Regions from separate parts of the Homo sapiens genome. Here region 2 is linked to region 1. A link is an interaction called in ENCODE POLR2A ChIA-PET data of the cell type or tissue named here. Cell type or tissue: GM12878. All regions are shown on one strand. Each heading gives the region's core, and the rest is flanking DNA. Links, peaks and the distances in the headings are about the cores only. Region 1 has its middle 5.9 kb from the start of CHASERR. Region 2 overlaps CHD2 (chromodomain helicase DNA binding protein 2).

Region 1 (8,313 bases), core at 150-5,149:
CATTCTGAATCCTTTTTTCCTCATTCTTCTGCTGTGTTTTTGCTGTGCTGTTGTTCACTCCCTTTTCCTTCCATTTTTCCCCTCTTATTACAACCTGAAATCCCTCTCTGATTGTGCCTTTACAGATTCATCACCGAGTATGTCTATGCCAGGGAAACAGACCTAAGCAGGCATTTATTAAAACAGTCATGGCTGAAAAGCATTGAGTTAGCTGACTAGGTGCCAGACATTGTTGTCAAATCTCATTGGGGATTAACTTGATCATACTGCACTCCAATGAGAGACAGTTATCGTCCCTCTCTGTGTCTTATCCCTATTAGGATACTGAGGCTCAAGGAGTTTAAGTAACTTGCCCGGGTTCACACTACCAAGAAGTATTTTAGCCCAGATAATTTGCCTTCAGACCCTTCGGCCTCTCCCAGTTTCCTTTCAAAAACTGTCCCTTCGCTGAATAGGTCATTTGGATCTTTTGTTGTGTGGATCCTCCAGATTTGCCGGCTCCTCCCTCCTATGCTTCATTGGAGGTATTCTACCTTTAGAATCAAACATGAGATCCAGTCTAATTGAATCCCCAGGCTTCGCCCCACCCCATTGCTGTCAATCTCCTGATGCCACCTGGGAGCCCTCCAGCTCTCTTGTTTGCTCCCCCTTTGATTTCTGGACCCCTAGGATTCAGCTTTGGAGTGGCTCAATTGTATGAAGAGATACCTTGGGCGACTTACATAAAATAGCTTTCTTTTCCCAAGTTTACATCCCACACGATGTCCTCTTTAGAGAAGGCCCTTTATTGAAACTTTGTCTGCTATCACAAATGACAGCTATGATTTCCTTTGCCATAGCTATACCATCTCTTCAGTCATCCCTCCTTACAGCAAGAAGAGTTCTATTGTAAATAAAAAGACCTGACACCTGGCAGACCACATCCTACCCCCTCCACAGCTCCTTTTCACTCTCAGTGATCTGCCAGAGAACCAAGAGGAAATCCCTCCCACCCCCAAGTCACACTGACTCCTGTGACTACCATTTCTTTGGGAAAGAAGATGAAGAGCCAAACCCTTAGCCTTGGCTCACTTAAAGGAAAGGCCTGTGCATGTGCTCTGAGTAGTTCTGTTACTATTCAATACTGTCCAGTGAAAAAATTGGCTGGGCAGAGAATATTTCTAGAAGGATACAAGGATATGTTTATACTGGTTGCCTCAGATGTAGCTACAGAATTGGGGCAGAAGGGACACTTTTTACTCTACTTTTCTGTGACTTTGGAATTTTGAACCATGTGAATGTACTGCCTTCTTCAATTAATTTTTTTTTTTTTTTTTGAAAGAGTCTTGCTTTGTCACCCAGGCTGAAGTGCAGTGGTGCAATCTCGAATCACTGCAACTTCTGCCTCTGGGGCTTAAGAGATTCTCCTGCCTCAGCCTCCCGAGTAGCTGGGATTACAGGCACGCACCACCATGTCTGGCTAATTTTTTTGTAATTTTAGTAGAGACGGGGTTTCACCGTGTTGTCCAGGCTGGTCTCGAACTCCTGAATTCAAGTGATCCACCCGTTTCGGCCTCCCAAAGTGCTGGGATTACAGGCATGAAGCACCACGTCCAGCCCTAATTAATTTATTTTTATTAAGTTATTTATTTATTTTGGAGACAAGTTCTTGCTCTGTCACCCAGGTTAGAATGTAGTGGCAAGATCATAGCTCACTGCAGCCTTGAACTCCTGAGCTCAAGCCATCCTTCCTCCCACCTCAGCCCTCAGCCTCCCAAGTAGCTGGGACTACAGGCATGCACCACCATGCCTGGCTAATTTTTTTTTTTTTACTGTAGAGACAAGGTCTTGCTTTGTTGCTCAGGCTCATCACAAACTGCTGGCCTCAAGCAACACTCCCACCTCAACCTCCCAAAGTGCTGATCTTTAGGAGGGAAGGCAAGATAGAAGGAAAAAAGCAAAGAAACTAAACAATCTGCTGAGCTAAAAGCTGACACTACTGGAAAGAAAGGTTAACTTTTTTATTTACTGCATAAGAATCTGCATTGCCTGAATTAGTTACAGTAAACACTTGTAATTTTTTAAAATGAAGTGAAGGTCACAGGAAACTCAGTACCTCCAGGGCTGTGAACGTCATCTAAGGTGCACCTGGCTGATAATAAGGACTCCTGGTACATAGAATGGGAGACAGCAGCTTCCACTCCAAATGTCACATGACTTCACACAGCTCAGCAATAGAACAGGGCTTTCCACAGTCCTCCCTGCTTCCCCGAAGCTTCACAGGTTTATTTTCCTTCTTCTGCCTTCCACTCCTCTAATAGCAATTAAAGGAGAGGCAGAAACGCCAGCAAGGTCTGCCTTTCCCCCTGCTTCCCTTCCTCCCTGTCCCCTTTTGCTTTGGGGTGTCTCCTTTAGATTGTCAGCTGAGCTTATCTTGGAGGCGCAGCAGAAACCTAGGATGACCTTGACTCAAACCAAGGACACGGTTTTCAAGTGCAGGCGTTTCCAGATTCCTGCTGTTCTGCTCCTGCTCTTTGCAGCTTCTCTTGCTCCTCATACTCTGCAGAACTTGAACGCAGGCTCTGTCTTATGCTCGGTATACCCTCTGCTCCTTCACGTGTGGTAGTCCTTCTTTGCTTTGCACAGGTTATGTCGCACACAGCATTGAAGATCATTTGATTCTCAAAATATCATTGCCAAGCACAATTATTGAGTTTCTTTCATGTGCCAGGTACTATTTTAGGAGCTGAGGTTATAGCATGGACAAAAGAGATGGAGTACCTGTTCTCATGGAGTTTATATTCTAGAGGGGGGGAAAGGCAATACACAAGAAAATACCTATAGCCGGGCATGGTGGCGCAAGCCTGTAGTCCCAGATACTGAGGAGCCTGAGACAGAAGAATCACTTGAACCTGGGAGGTGGAAGTTGCAGTGAGCCAGATCACACCACTGCCCTCCAGCTTAGGCAACAGAGTGAGACTCCATCTCAAAAAAAAAAAAAAGAAAATACCCAGTAGTAATAAGTGCTGTGACGATGGGAGCCAAATTTTGGTTGAGTGGTCAGGGAAGACTGATCTGAGGAAGTAATATTTAAGTTGAGGCAGGAAGGGCACAAAGGAGGCAGCTAGCTATGTGTATATCTATGGGTGGATTCCAGGCTAAGATGGCAGATAGCATGCATGCTACTAATTTTGCTCTATCCCAAAACTGCACTAAACAGATTTTCTTTTCTATTCCTTTTCTTTCTTTTTTTAAGTCGTAAAACCATAAGGAAAGGAGAACAGGAGAGGAGAAAAGAGCAACACAATTTTAGAAGCTGAAAAATAGATGGATGAGTGGTAACTGATTTAGCAGACATGAGAAAGCTGAGATCCAACCCAACTTACACTGGAAAAACCTCAAAAGGCTCAGAAACTGCCAGAACCAGGGACCGTTGGGACTGAGGGTGGAGGAGAAGGCTAAAATAAGGAGAACTGAGCGAAAGCAATTTAAGGAGCAGTGAGATCCCTAGATCCCCTCTGTGCTTCCAGCAAAAAAAAACCTGGAGGTTTATCTTCTAGAAAGTCTCTGACTTGGAGGATGTCAGGCTTGCTGAGGGTACAGGAAATAAAGAAATGGGGAGGTCCAGAGGCCAGATGCACAGTGAATGCAGAGACTCCAGCAGTCTTGCTCCATCTGGCTCTCAGATTTCTGGCAAAGTGACTTCTGTCTTCCAGGTAGGAGAGTGGAAGACTTTTTTTTTTTTTTTTTTTTTTTGAGATAGTCTTGCTGTGTTGCCCAGGCTGGAGTGCACTGGCGTGATCTTGGCTCTCTGCAACCTCCTCCTCCTGGATTCAAGCGATTATCCTGCCTCAGCCTCCTGAGTAGAGGGGATTATAGGTTTGCACAACCACGCCCAGCCGGAAGACTTTTCTCTGAGGAATGTTATCAGCCTAGAGGAATGATGAACAGAGGCTAACACTGGGGTTTTCCAAACAAATGGTTGAACAAGGTCATCCGTCAGTGAAGCTCAGGATCCATGTATCAGACACATTCTGTGCACTGCTTCTAATCCTTTTGGTCTCACCTCTTACTCCACCCACATCTGCAGCCACCTTTCCATCAAATTCCATACAGCTTTGGAAGGCAAAGGAAAGTCTCCTCTCAGCCCTGAATCTCAAAGTTTCTCTGACATTGTGTGGGTCTGCAGAACCACTCACATCAGCATTTAGGCACGTGCAACCTAGAAATTTAGGGAACATCTCTGGGGCCACCTTTGAGGATAAACGTTTTCCTCTGTCATCCCGAGTGTACAATTCTGAGACACATTTCATAAGACTCAAAATATCTCATGGAATGCAGCACAAGTCACCTAAAATGGTGGCCAACTAAGTAACACAGCATTGTATTGGCTTTCTCTCTGTCCTTTCTCACCGCCTCAGTCCCTCCCACGTTTCTGCTTCCTTGTATCAATTCCCAGATGAGCTACCGCCATGTAACTCTTTGTCTTGGGCTCTTCTTTGGAGGAAGCCTCAGCTAATACAACAAGGCCCAATCCCACACTCAAAGCTGAGACGGAGTCTTGCTCTGTCACCCAGGCTGGAGTGCAGTGGCGCGATCTCTGCTCACGGCAGCCTCCACCTCCCCGATTCAAGCGATTCTCCTGCCTCAACCTCCTGAGTAGTTGGGATTACAGGCGCATGCCACCATGCCCGGCTGAGGTGGGAGGACTGCTTGAGGCCAGGAATTTGAGACCAGCCTAGCCAACATGATGAAACCCCCCCTCTACTAAAAATACTAAAATTAGACAGGCGTGCAGGCATGGTGGCACGTACCTGTAATCACAGCAACTTGGGTGGCTGAGGAAAGAGAATGGCTTGAACCCAGGAGGCAGAGTTTGCAGTGAGCTAAGATCACACCACTGCACTTCAGCCTTGGCAACACAGCAAGACTGTCAAGAAAGAAAGTAAGGAAGGGAGGGAGGGAGGAAGGAAAGGAGGGAAGGAGGAAGGGCAATCTACAGAATGGAAGAAAATATTTGCATATATCCGATAAGGGGTTAATTTTCAAAATATAGGAAAAGCCAGGTGTAATGGCTCATGCCTGTCATCCTATCATTTCGGGAGGCCAAGGCAAGTGGATTGCTTGAGGCCAGGAGTTCAAGATCAGCCTGGCCAACATGGTGAAACCCCGTCTCTACTAAAAATACAAAAATTATCTGGGCATAGTGGCTCACACCTGTAGTCCCAGCTACTGGGGAAGCTGAGGCAGGAGAATTGCTTGAACTCAGGATAGAGGCTACAGTGAGTTGAAATCATGTCACTGCACTCCAACCTGGGCGACAGAGTGAGACTCCATCTCTAAATAAATAAATAAACAAATAAAATACGGGAAGAATTCCTACAACTCCATAGCAAAAATAACAAATGGCCTGATTTTTTTTTTTTTTAAAGACAAAGTTTTGCTCTTGTCACCCATGCTGGAGTGCAGTGGCGCCATCTCTGCTCACTGCAACTTCCGCCTCCTGGGTACAAGTGATTCTCCTGACAAATGGCCTGATTATTTAAATGGGCAAAGGATATGAACAGATATTTCCCCCAAAGAAGGCATACAAATGATCAACAGGTGTATAAAAGATGCTCAACCTCATTATCAGAGAAATGCAAATCAAAACTACAGTAAGATATTACCTTCTACCTTTTAGGATGGACTTTTTTTTTTTTTTTTTTTTTGAGACAGAGTCTCGCTCTGTCGCCCAGGCTGGAGTGCAGTGGCGCGATCTCGGCTCACTGCAAGCTCCACCTCCCGGGTTCACGCCATTCTCTTGCCTTAGCCTCCGAGTAGCTGGGACTACAGGCGCCCACCACCATGCCCAACTAGTTTTTTGTATTTTTAGTAGAGACGGGGTTTCACCATGTTGGCCAGGCTGGTCTCGAACTCCTGACCTTGTGATGCTCCTGCCTCGGCCTCCTATGTACATTTAGAAATGCTTATAATAGGCCAGGCGCAGTGGCTCACACCTATAATCCCAGCATTTTGGGAGGCTGAGGTGGGTGGATCATGAGGTCAGGAGATCAAGACCATCCTGGCTAACATGGTGAAACCTCGTCTCCACTAAAAATACAAAAAATTAGACAGGCGTGGTGGCGGGTGCCTGTAGTCTCAGCTACTTGGGAGGCTGAGGCAGGAGAATGGCATGAACCTGGGAGGTGGAGCTTGCAGTGAGCCAAGATCGCGCCACTGCACTCCAGCCTGGGCAACAGAGCAAGACTCCGTCTCAAAAAAAACAAAGGTAACTTGGTGAGGAAATGGGGAAATTGGAACTCTTATACACTGATTGTGGGAATGTAAAATGCTGCAGCAGCTATGGAAAACACTATGGAGATTCCTCAAAAAATTAGATATAGGCCAGCTGTAGTGGCTCACACTCACAATCCCAGCACTTTGGGAAGCCAAGGTGAGAGGATAACTTGAGCCCAGTTCAAGACCAGCCTTTGCAACATAGGAAGACCCCATCTCTACAAAATATTTAAAAATGTTTTAAAGTTTAAGTTATTGAATAAATAAATAAAAATTCAAAAATCAGCTGGGAATCTCTGGTTCCCAGCAACTCAGGAGGCTGAGGTAGAAGGATTGCTTGAGCCCATGAGGTGGGGGCTACAGCAAGCCAATATCATGCCGCTACACTCCAGCCTGGGTGACAGAGCGAGACCCTGTATCAAAAAAAAAAAAAAAGCAAAATAGAACTAAATATGATTCAGCAATCCCACTTCTGGGTATATATCCAAAAATAATTGAAATCAGGGCCAGGTGCAGTGGCTCACGCCTGTAATCCCAGCACTTTTGGAGGCCAAGGCAGGCAGATCACCTGAGGTCAGGAGTTTGAGACCAGCCTGGCCAACATGGTGAAACCCCCATCTCTACTAAAAATACAAAAATTAGCCAGGCTTGGTGGTGGACACCTGTAATCCCAGCTACTTGGGAGGCTGAGGCAGGAGAATAGCTTGAACCCAGGAGGTGGAGGTTGCAGTGAGCCGAGACCACACCACTGCACTCCAGCCTGGTCAACAGAGTGAGAATCTGTCTCAAAAAAAAGAAAAAAAGAATTGAAAAGGCCGGGTGCTGTGGCTCAGGCCTGTAATCCCAACACCTTGGGAAGCCGAGGTGGGCGGATCACCTGAGGTCGGGAGTTCGAGACCAGCGTGACCAACATGGAGAAACCCTGTCTTTACTAAAAATACAAAAAATTTGCCGGGCGTGGTGGCACATGCCTGTAATCCCAGCTCCTCGGGAGGCTGAGGCAAGAGAATAGCTTGAACCCGGGAGGTGGAGGTTGCTGTGAGCCGACATCATTGCCATTTCACAAGAGTGAAACTCCATCTCAAAAAAAAAAAAAAAAAAGAATCAAAATCAGTGTCCCCAAGAGATATCTGCACTCCCATGTTCACAGCAGCATTATTCACAATAGTCAAGATATGGAAACAATCCAAATATCCATCGACAGATGAATGGATAAAGAAGATGTGTATATACGTAAAATGAAATATTATTTGTCCTTTAAAAGGTAGGAAGTCCTGCCACTGACGGCAATAAGGATGAAATTGGAAGACATTTTCCTAAGAGAAACCAGTCACAAAGCGACAAAAACTGCATGATTTCATTCATGTTATAAATCTGTAATAGTCAAACTCATAGAAGCAGAAAATACAATAGAGGGCCGAGTGCAGTGTCTCATGCCTATAATCCTAGCATTTTGGGAGGCCAAGGTGGGTGGATCCCCTGAAGTCAAGAGTTCGAGACCAGCCTGACCAATATCGTGAAACCCCATCTCTACTAAAAACACAAAAATTAGCCAGGCATGGTGGGGGGGCACCTGTAATCCTAGCTACTTGGGAGGCTGAGGCAGGAGAATCAACTGAGCCCAGGAAGCGGAGGTTGCAGTGAGCAGAGATTGCACCACTGCATTCCAGCCTGGCGATAGAGCGAGACTCTGTCTCAGAAAGAAAAAAAAGAAAGAAAGAAAAGAAAAAGAAACATTATGGGCCAGGTGCGGTGGCTCACACCTGTAATCCCAGAACTTTGGGAGACCAAGGAGGGCTGATCACCTGAGGTCAGTAGTTCAAGACCACCCTGGGCAACATGGTGAAACCCTGTCTCTACTAAATACAAAAATTGGCCAGGTGTGGTGGTACCCACCTGTAATCCCAGCTACTCAAGAGGCTGAGGCAGGAGAATCACTTGAACCCGGGAGGCAGAGGTTGCAGTGAGCCCAGATTGCACCACTGCACTCTGGCGTGGGCAACAGAGCGAGACTCCATCTAAAAAAAAATAAAAATAAAAATACAAGAAACACAG
Region 2 (10,079 bases), core at 1,298-6,297, 70 kb before region 1:
GCAGAAAAACAAACTCAGGGCTCCCACTGATTCTACATTATATAGTATAATGTAATAATAATAGAAATAAAGTGCACAATAAATGTAATGTGCTTGAATCATCCAGAAACCATCCCCCTCCCTCCTCCCCAGCCTGTGGAAAAATTGTCTTCCACGAAACCAGTCCCTAGTGCCAAAAAGGTTGGGAAGCACTACCTTAAAACCACAGTTTGAGAAACACTACTCTACAAAATGGGCTAGATTTCAACAGGATATTAATGGAAAAAGAATATCTAAGAAAAACATTTAAAATTGAAGAAACAGCCAGAGTTAGGAAAATATATTTGGGAAACAGAATACAGTCATTTTGGCAGGAAATTAGGATTACATGTAAGACATCAGATTGCAAACATTATAAAAAGGTTCTGGAAAATAAGGACACTGAAAGTTTGCACGTATATATAATATGTGCTTAATCAGCAAATCAGAAAGAACTAAAAGTAATTTATGAGTTAAAGGCAACCTAACTGATTCAAAAAACAAGACATTTAATTCACCAAAAAGACATAATTTCTAAAAATACCTTCTGTGTTCTACAAACTAGCTAGTTTAAAGGGTAAAATACAGAAACAAAGAAGATCACACTTGGGAAAGGGAGAATGATGAAGCCATACCCCTATACATCTCAGGTACACCTAATTTTCTACACAGTTTAAACGATGTAGTATATTCCTTTGAGTAATTTCCTTCTTATTTCCCTCACTTTTCAATACTATTCAGGAGGAAGCACAGTTAAGTTTCTCCAGTATTTCCTGCCCCTAGAAAATGCCATTGTCTACATATACAGACTACAGTAGGTTTGAATTGATTCACCTGTTTTTCTGGAACCAGACCAAAATAGCACATTATGTAATGTAGTAACATTCCTGTGACCAGGGCTTAACAGGTGCTTGAGCCCTTTTCAACTGATTTTTATTCCTTTGGTTTAAAGTAAAAAAATGCTGGCCAGGCACGGTGGCTCATGGCTGTAATCCCAGCACTTTGGGAGGCCAAGGCAGGCAGATCACTTGAGGTCAGGAGTTCAAGACCAGCTTGGCCAACATGGTGAAACCCCGTCTCTACTAAAAATACAAAAATTAGCCAGGCATGGTGGTGCGTGCGTGTAATCCCAGCTACTCAAGAGCCTGAGGCAGGAGAATCACGTGAACCTGGGAATCGGAGGTTGCAGTGAGCCAAGATCATGCCACTGCGCTCCAGCCTGGGCAACAGAGCAAAACTCAGTCTCAAAAAAACTAAAAAATAAAAAGTCTAAAAAATGCTGGCCAAGGACTGTACACAAAACACCATGTGACTCTGGATGGGTACACGGCACCTTTGTTCCTAAGAGTCTTCAATTATAAAATGAGAGGATTAGATCACAATTAAAGTTCATCTAACTTTTATTAACTGTCATTTAGATGAATTAGGTCCCACTAACCTCTAAAAGGAAAAATCATTTTTAAGCAATTCAGAATCATTATATCAAACCCACATTCTCAATCTTCTCAAGACACCTAATTTTCACAACTGAGTATTAAATATTGTACTAGATTTTATCAGATAAAAAGTAGGAGATGGTTCACTTGGGAAAAAGTCACTGTAAATGCATCTCTATAACTAGAAAGCTTCCTTTCAGCAATGAGGGGAAAAATATTTTTTAAGCTGTCCTTTTTTTTTTTTTTAAGGTGAAGTTTCACTTTGTCACCCAGGCTGGAGTGCAATGGTGCGAAAATGGCTCACTGCAACCTTGGCCTCCTGGACTCAAGCGATCCTCCCACCTCAGCCCCCAAGTAGCTGAGACTACATAAGCATGCCACCATGTCCAGCTAATTTTTGTATTTTTTGGTAAAGATGGGGTTTTGCCATGTTGCACAGGCCTGTACTTCTAATTCTAAATAAGGATTTTTTGCTTTACTATAAAACACTAAAGACATTAAGCATTTGCACTTAATTGGGTACTTCGGGAAAGAAGTGTGTAGGTTGGCATTAAAGGTACTTCTTACACTGCATGTTCTGTAAGGACAGCAAAATACATCTATATAGGTTCACTGTTAAATTCTCGAGGACTAATGGATCCGCATGTGAAAAGTAAAAAGTTCCTCTTCAAAGTTTCCCTTTTTGTTAAAGAATAAATAACAAGTGTTAGAAATAACAGTTTCTTTTAGAAATTAACTTCCTTCAAGCTCCCTTGCTTTTTGCTAATAACTCTTTGTTAAGCCCTATGTGGCTGTTAAATATAGTAAGGGAATAAGTACATTCTATGTCCTTGTACTTTAACCAGGTTATTTGTTCTGGACTATAACCTGCTCAGACATGTCCGAACGTGCCCAGGCATTTCCCAGCTTACAGCCTACACCCCTTCCTTATTTGGAAATGTTATTATTCTCCTAATTTCCTGTAAACAACCCCCTTCCTTTGTTTTCCACTGCGCGTTTATCTATTTAGGAAAGTTTTAAGCTTTTAGCCAATCGGAATCAGTCTAGATTGTGCGGTCCAGCTCCAGCCAATGGAGACAGGACGCAGCAGTAAGAACCCAATGAGTCAGGGATAAAAACCTCTGCTTTTCTTTGTTCGGTGTGCTCTCATGACAATTAGGCTTCCAAGAAGCACCCTTTCTGCAGAAAGTAAAATTGCCTTGCTGAGAAAATTCCTTGAGCACTAGTTCTTTTCAGCACCGAGGAACAAGCATTTGTTTCTAACACCTAGCACTTAGTAATTAGGAACTACTTGAAATTGGTGAAGGAAATTTGTAAGTACTTCCCAAAAGTACCTTTAAACCTCCAGTGCTATCACTGTCTCATCTTTTTTTCACCCCCCCAAGATTAACGTGGTCTTATAAAAAGGATACTTTCACAGGTTCAACCTTCCTCTGAACAGGATAATCCTACAGACTATATAGGTAGGGAGTGGAGTGAAGGGAGGGGAATCACACTCTCTACAGCACTACTGTAGGAAATTAATTTAAAGGCTTCCCTGGCCTAGAAAGAAAATACATGTGAAAAAGACATCTTCTTCTTTCTTCTGAGTAACTCCTTCCACATTAAAGATTTGAGTGACTTAACTTGCTATATACACTCATGAGTAACATATGATGATACAGGTTTCTGGCTATGACAAATTACCCACCAAATAATGAAATAAAGTATTCTTTAGATCAGAATAAAATGGTATTACACATACATAAAAACTCCCAGGAAGCATTTCTCTCAATCATCTTTTATTTCTGTAATATGCAGCATAAAGATTTCTTGGTTGAGATACAATAAGGGTGTGAAAAAAGAAAAAAAAAATTCTTGACATCTAACAATAAAGAAGCCAGAAACAGTAAGGAAAATTGCACTCATATTTTTCTACCTACTTGCACCAGGAATGAGCTAGCCAGTTTAGACCTTCTAGCTGATAATCTCGAAGTTCCAGATTCTCCCCTCCTAAATATGCAGGTTGTTTCTTTAAAGCTACAAATCGTGGTCTCTGCTTCAGGGCCTGAAAAACAAAAGCCCAAGTCTGAGAAAATGTTCTTACTGCTACTATGTTAAAACGCTAGCCACAATTCACATATTCGGCATCAAAGCATAAAAACTCAAATTTCTTTTTTTGAGACGGAGTCTTGCTCTGTCACCCAGGCTGGAGTGCAGTGGCCCAATCTCGGCTCACTGCAAGCTCTGCCTCCCGGGTTCACGCCATTCTCCTGCCTCAGCCTCCCAAGTAGCTGGGACTACATACAGGCGCCCGCCACCACCCACGCCTGGCTATTTTTGTATTTTTAGTAGAGATGGGGTTTCACCATGCTAGCCAGGATGGTCTCGATCTCCTGACCTCGTGATCTGCCCACCTCGGCCTCCCAGAGTGCTGGGATTACAGGCGTGAGCCACCGCGCCTGGCCAAAAACTTAAATTTCATGTGTGTGAATCACCACCTCACTCCATCACCCCTTTCTTCATGGTTAATATTCCATAAGCCAGAGTTAGTTCATCCTCAAATAAAATATTTTTAGTTAACTTGCCCCTTTCCTGAAATAAATCTATGAACATCATTAAATAGCACTTTAGGTCTTGTCTATTATATGGCAGTCAGAGTCTCCTATTTTTCAGAAACAACTATCTTTCTGTTATCTGATTCTAAAGAGTACAAAACATTGCCTCCAGCTGTCATATGCTAAATACAGTTGATCTTCACCATAACAGGATTTGTAAATTCAGAAATGCCGCCCATCTACCTTAAACCCTTTAATTGCGTGAATTTGGTTTTCCCTTCAGAAACAAGCTTCTGAAGGGAAGGTTGTTTTCACCCCCAGAAGCTTAAAGGATAGCATTCTAGTGAGGTCAGTCTCTATGGTTTGCATAAAATGTGGATTCTGTGGCCAAATCAGTTTAGGAAACAACCGATCAAAAAGTTATACAATTTCTTTACTCATGACTTTTCAAAGTCTGAAATGTGTGTCCATAGCGTGAATTTACAGGAGAAATTCATTCAGGGATGTATCTCAAAGTTACATGGCCAAAAAGTCTTTTTTCAGGGGACTTTTCTCTGAAGATTAGTGCTCTATAGCACACATTATGAGAAGTATCATTCTAATAAGAATATTTGATAAGGTTATTGATGTGTTCAGTTCTCTATGAGGGCGGCTGGCAGTGAATGGAATCCGACTGCTTACTCTCAACTCCAAAACCCAGCCATCCATCCACTCCTACCAAACCTACCCCATAACTGTTCTCCCATCCACTCCTTCCACGCCACTGTTACTTCCCTTGTCCTCACACTACTTCTTCATTCGTGGACTTCAATGACATCTTACTGGCTGGACCTTCTGGCTTTAATAATTACTTACTCCAGAGTCTCCTATATACTGCTATTACATGAAGCTTTCTAAATAAAACTATTTCATAATGCCACTGTACTCAGCTGTACGAATACCTAGGAGATAAAGTCAAAATACCCTTCGAGGTAGCCAAGACACACACACTTTGACCTTGATGTACTTGTCAACATCATTCCTCTTCTCCTCACCCCTGGGGTCTAGTAGTTCTCCTATTGAACTATAAGAATCTTTCTCTTGATACCTTTCACAGGAGGGCAATACCCTGGGCCCCCTCTTGTCTGTATAGCCAGCAGCACCAATCCATTATACAAGGGCCAGATGCAGTTCAACAACCACAACTTCCTCTTAAAACCCATTCAATGACCACTGGAGCTCAGAGACTTCTACATTGGTGCTTCTCTGACCACATTTTCCCTATCACACTCTTTGGCAATTAAATACTGGTTTTCACAGATAGAATTCTAGTGCCATTAACATGAATGTCAACTTCTCAGAGACGTATCACTTGTCTGATATTTCATTACTGAGGACCCAAGCACATCAGTTTCCTGATGGAATAAATTCCAAGGAAAGGATTTATTCAGCCAATCTAGCAAATAAGCCTATATATTTAATTTCTAACTTAGAATTCAAAGACACTCGCCTTTTCTATCACTTCCCGCTCTCTATTTTTTTTTTTTTTTAGAGAACGGGTATCACAATCTTCCCCAGGTTGGCCTCAAACTCCTGTGCTCAAGCAATCCTGCCGCCTCAGCCTCCCAAGTAGCTGGAACCACAGGTGTGAGCCACTGCAACTGGCTTCACTTCTCTTTTAAAGTGCCTAAATGCAACTGGGCATGGTGGCTCACGCCTGTAATCCCAGCACTTTGGGAGGCCAAGGTGGGTGGATCATTTGAGGTCAGGAGTTTGAGACCAGCCTGACCAACATGGTGAAACCCCATCTCTGCTAAAAATACAAAAAATTAGCTGGAAGTGGTGGTGCGTGCCTGTAATCCCAGCTGCTCAGGAGGCTGAGGCAGGAGAATCACTTAAACCCAGGAGGCAGAGGTTGCAGTTAGCCAAGATAGTGCCAGTGCACTCCAGCCTGGGCGACACAGCGAAACTCTGTCTCAAAATAAAATAATAAAATAAAATAAAATAAAAGTGCCTAAATCCTTTCAAGTATTCTCTCAAATATCTCTATTTCTAATTATGTAAATTGCAAGATTAAACAAGTCAGCAAAGCCATGAAATAATTCATTCTCTCCTTTTGCTTTAATGTCATATTTAAATCACCTTCTTTCACTTCAAAATGGCAATCATCATTTCATTTTGTAATATTTTCTCAGCACATATGTGTCCAATCCTCTTTATCAGTATATCTTCTCCCTGAAAAAACAAAAGCCAACCATCACCATACCTTGCATTCTCTTGTTGGGATGGTTTTTGAGTTGTTCCTACTGTGGAAGCTGTCAATGCAATTCTGGAATTTCTTTCCAATGAGGGCTTCATCTTCCCAGCTACACTCTGAATAGGGGAGTCCCATCCATTTACATAGATATTCGGGCTCATTTGAGGGTGCCGGCTTCCGACTATGAGCTATTTCATATAAAAAAAATTTATAGATTAGCAACTGTCAATTAAAAGTGAAAAATGACATTCTGTTTTATGCATAATCAATAAAACATCATGTGGCAAAACAAAATAATCTGCAAAACATACACTGTTCTGAAATGTTGAAGAACATTTATAAATAAAATTTCTTGCTTACCTGGAAAATCTGTTTGACCCAATGTAGATTTACTTGTCTTCACAGCTAAACAAATAAAAAATAAGACAGAAAAGTTATAAACACAATGAAGAATGAAAGATTTTGGGTTCTATGAATAAAATGTAAATATATTCTACTACCTCACACCTTAAAAAAGAAAAAAAAAAAATGGGATTATAGTGGCTCACGCCTGTAATCCCAGCACTTTGGGAGGCCAAGGCAGGCAGATTGCTTGAGGCCAGCAGTTCAAGACCAACCTGGCCAACATGGTGAAACTCTGTCTCTACTAAAAATATAGAAATTAGCCGGGCGTGGTGGGGGTGGGGGGTGCCTGTAATCCCAGCTACTGGGAAGGCTGAGGCAGGAGAATCACTTGAACCCGGGAGGCAGAGGTTGCAGTGAGCTGAGATCACGCCACTGCACTCCAGCCTGGGCAACAGAGCAAGACACCATCTCAAAAAAAAAAAAAAGAAGAAGAAGAAGAAGAAAAAAATTCTTTTTCTCATCTCTCTCTCAGGCTGACACTCCACTTCTCTGTTCCCCTTTGTAAGAAAACTCCCCCAACGAGTTGTTTATACTTGCTATCCCCTCTCATTTTCTCTTGAACCTACCCTAATCAGGCCGCACCCTCACCACTCCATGGATGCGTTTTGCCAGTGCCAAATTCACAGATCAAGTCTCAGTCCTAATCGTCCTTGACTGACAGCATTTCCTCTCTCCTGGCTATGTGAATCACTTGGCTTCCAGTACACCACTCTCTCTCAGCTCTCCTCCTGTCTCACCGACTGTTCTTTCTCAGTCTCCTTTGCTAGCTTCTTTCTGACTTCCAAAAGCTGAAATGCTCTCAGACTACTTCTTCTTACCACGTGATACTCTATTTCTGATGGTCCTGTTCAATCTTGGCCTTTAAATACTAAATACTGATAAATTTCCAAATTTAAATCTCCAGCCCAGACTAAAGAGTCCTAAGCTCCAGGTTCACATATGCTCCAGCCTTCACTATATTCTCCACTTAGATGACTAAGAAGTAAATCAAACTTACAAATATCAAACTAAGCTCTTGGTCTCCACTCCAATGATCAGCTCTTCCCTTCATCTTTCCACTTCGGTAAATGGTACCTCTAAACTTCTACATGTTTAGGCCACAAATCTTGAGGTCATACTTAACACCTCTTTCTCTCATCCCCCACATCCAAATTTACCAGCAAATCTTCTTAGCTTTTCCTTTAAAATAAACCTAGCACGTGTCTAGTCTCCAAAGTGCATTTTTAAAATTTACATTACTTCCAAAAGCAAAAGCCACTATTCCTCAAGTTCAAATATGGCTGAAGTGAGTTACCATGTACTTACCTATTACTCTTTCTACTATCTGATACTGTTTATTCAACTCTGAAGCCAGCTCCTGTTGGCAATTGAAATATTCTACATCTTCAGGAGAAACTTTCCCTAACCTGAATGGCAGACAGACAGAAAAAGTACACATAAACTAAAGTCTGGGGATCCACATACATCAAAGCAAAAGTCAAAGGTGGAAAAGAAAACCTATTTTTTACTCCCATCTGCCCCTTAAGTAATCTTTACTAGTAATTACGCCAGAGATTTTACAAAACAAAACAAACAAACAAAAAAAACACTTTTAGAGAACACTGAAAACCTTACACTCATAGAAGGATATACCAGTTACCTGCCTCTGATGTGTCCTGTCTAAAAAGAGACCCAAAAATAACTCTTTTATGTGATAGATTCATGTGGCAAATTCATACATCTCAACAAATCAGGATAATAAAACTGTACGCCTTTTCTTATATATATATGGGTTTTAGGATTGATTAAACATGACTTGGAAAACTAGTTATTCTTATTACCAAAACCTTTCAGATGACAACAGCAGCAACTTAATATTAGAATTATTATATTTCAGAGGATTTCAAATTTCTAACTGCTTTACAAGCCTACCTCACCATCTAAGGGGTACATATTTTCAGTTTTGAGTCAAAGAAAAAACATGTAATTTACTAAAGTAGCACATTTTGCACAGTAGTAAAACCAGAATTACTGTCCACATTCCAGACACAAAAATCTATGCACATTCCAGACACAAAAATAGGCTAATCACACCACACAGACAGGTATGTCTTCAGGCTGAGCTTGATACCATTATTACCCAGTTTAGGTTTTTGTGTGCTATAGCTCCACATATTTCCCATATACAACACCCAGACATTCAAGGCTGTAAGTAAACTAAACACACGAGGACTATCACAGTTTCAGTAGTTAACCTAATAATTTCCTTCACATCATTTCTGCAAATTGTATAAAACCAGAATTTGTTTTAAGTATATCATAACCCAGAGAGTTCCAGAATATTAACTCTCTACATCTAAGCCACCCCAGCCTAACTACAGGAAAATAACAAGGTGCTTAAGAGAATAAGCTCTGGATTCAGGGCATCAGAATTCAAAACCTGAGTCCACTTGCAGAATTGCTGTGTGCCGTATTCTCCCCATCTACAAAATGGGTAATAACAGTACAAATCTCATGCACTTATTGTGAAAACTAAAGAATGTGTGAATAACGCTCCATAAGCTAGTTAACTCCAAAAACTTGGTAGCCACATATAAAAATATAGTATCTGAAGGTCACAATCTTATAAAATAGAATTGTAAATGGCTCCATGTTTAGATGATCAAAGCAAAATCTGAGATTCTAGATAGCTGTGATCTCCATGCATTATTTTAAAACCTTCCCTTCTTTCAGGCTGCAAATACATTTCTTTAATCCATGATGGAAAATATACCATTGTTTGATTTCGTCCTCTTTTTTCTTGAAGTTCTCTAGTTTTTTTAGGCCCTTCACTTTCTGTTGCTGTAAGGATTCTTCACTCTCCCATGTGCTGTGGATGTAAGACCAACCCTTCCACTTGATGAGGTACTGGATTTCACCTTCATCCTTTTCAGTGTCAAAGTCACCACTAGGGTCGCCATTAGCTTCAATCGCATATACAGTAGTAGATGCTCCAGTGGCTGCAAAAGGATTAAGTACACTTGAAAGAGAGTATATTACACCAGATATTAAAAAGCTTCCCAAGAATGCAATTATCTGAAGACTCCCTTTGTGGATGAAGCACCAAAATACTTCAACTTGAAATAAGTACAAACTCACAAACAACACAGAACGGACTCAATCAAAAATTTCAAGTATTTTAAAAATGTAAACCACTTTTTACATATTCCTAAATTTGCAGGTGAAATCAAAGAAATCCCTTATTCAAAAACAATAAAAACAGAGCAGCAACATCCTTTTGTTTTGGTCCCTTACTAACTCGGAAAACAAATCCCTCTCTCCAAGACTAAGGATAGAACACCAAAATATCCTCCTCCAACCTCCCCTACTCGAAGTCCCCGGTTAACTTTCTTAACCTCAATCGAAGCCAGAATGAAAAAAAGAAAAAAAAAAAAAAGCCAAAAGAAAAAGCATTAAGTATTATTTTGG

Evidence for each region. ChIA-PET counts read pairs that join two places held together with the same protein. Peaks named below come from ENCODE experiments on the same cell type or tissue, not always from the same donor. Only the 100,000 strongest peaks of a DNase experiment are listed, where the experiment ranks them.
Region 2: POLR2A ChIA-PET joins it to region 1 with 5 read pairs; 14 of 35 experiments call an interaction of 5 or more read pairs at or near these places.

What each region holds. Positions count from the first base shown.
Region 1 is chr15:92,872,760-92,881,072 of GRCh38, reverse strand. No RefSeq gene overlaps it. Among named protein-coding and RNA genes, the nearest start is that of CHASERR, 5.9 kb to the left of the region's middle. In GM12878, for the core only: no CTCF peak of the experiment used is centred there; no DNase peak of the experiment used is centred there.
Region 2 is chr15:92,942,374-92,952,452 of GRCh38, reverse strand. CHD2 (chromodomain helicase DNA binding protein 2) reads right to left here. Exons shown (of 39, transcript NM_001271.4): 9 at 9,385-9,610; 10 at 7,938-8,038; 11 at 6,588-6,632; 12 at 6,237-6,415; 13 at 3,377-3,501. Among named protein-coding and RNA genes, the nearest start is that of MIR3175, 43 kb to the right of the region's middle. RefSeq lists an enhancer at 1,565-2,764 and a silencer at 7,072-7,296. In GM12878, for the core only: no CTCF peak of the experiment used is centred there; no DNase peak of the experiment used is centred there; H3K27ac peaks cover 1,047 bases.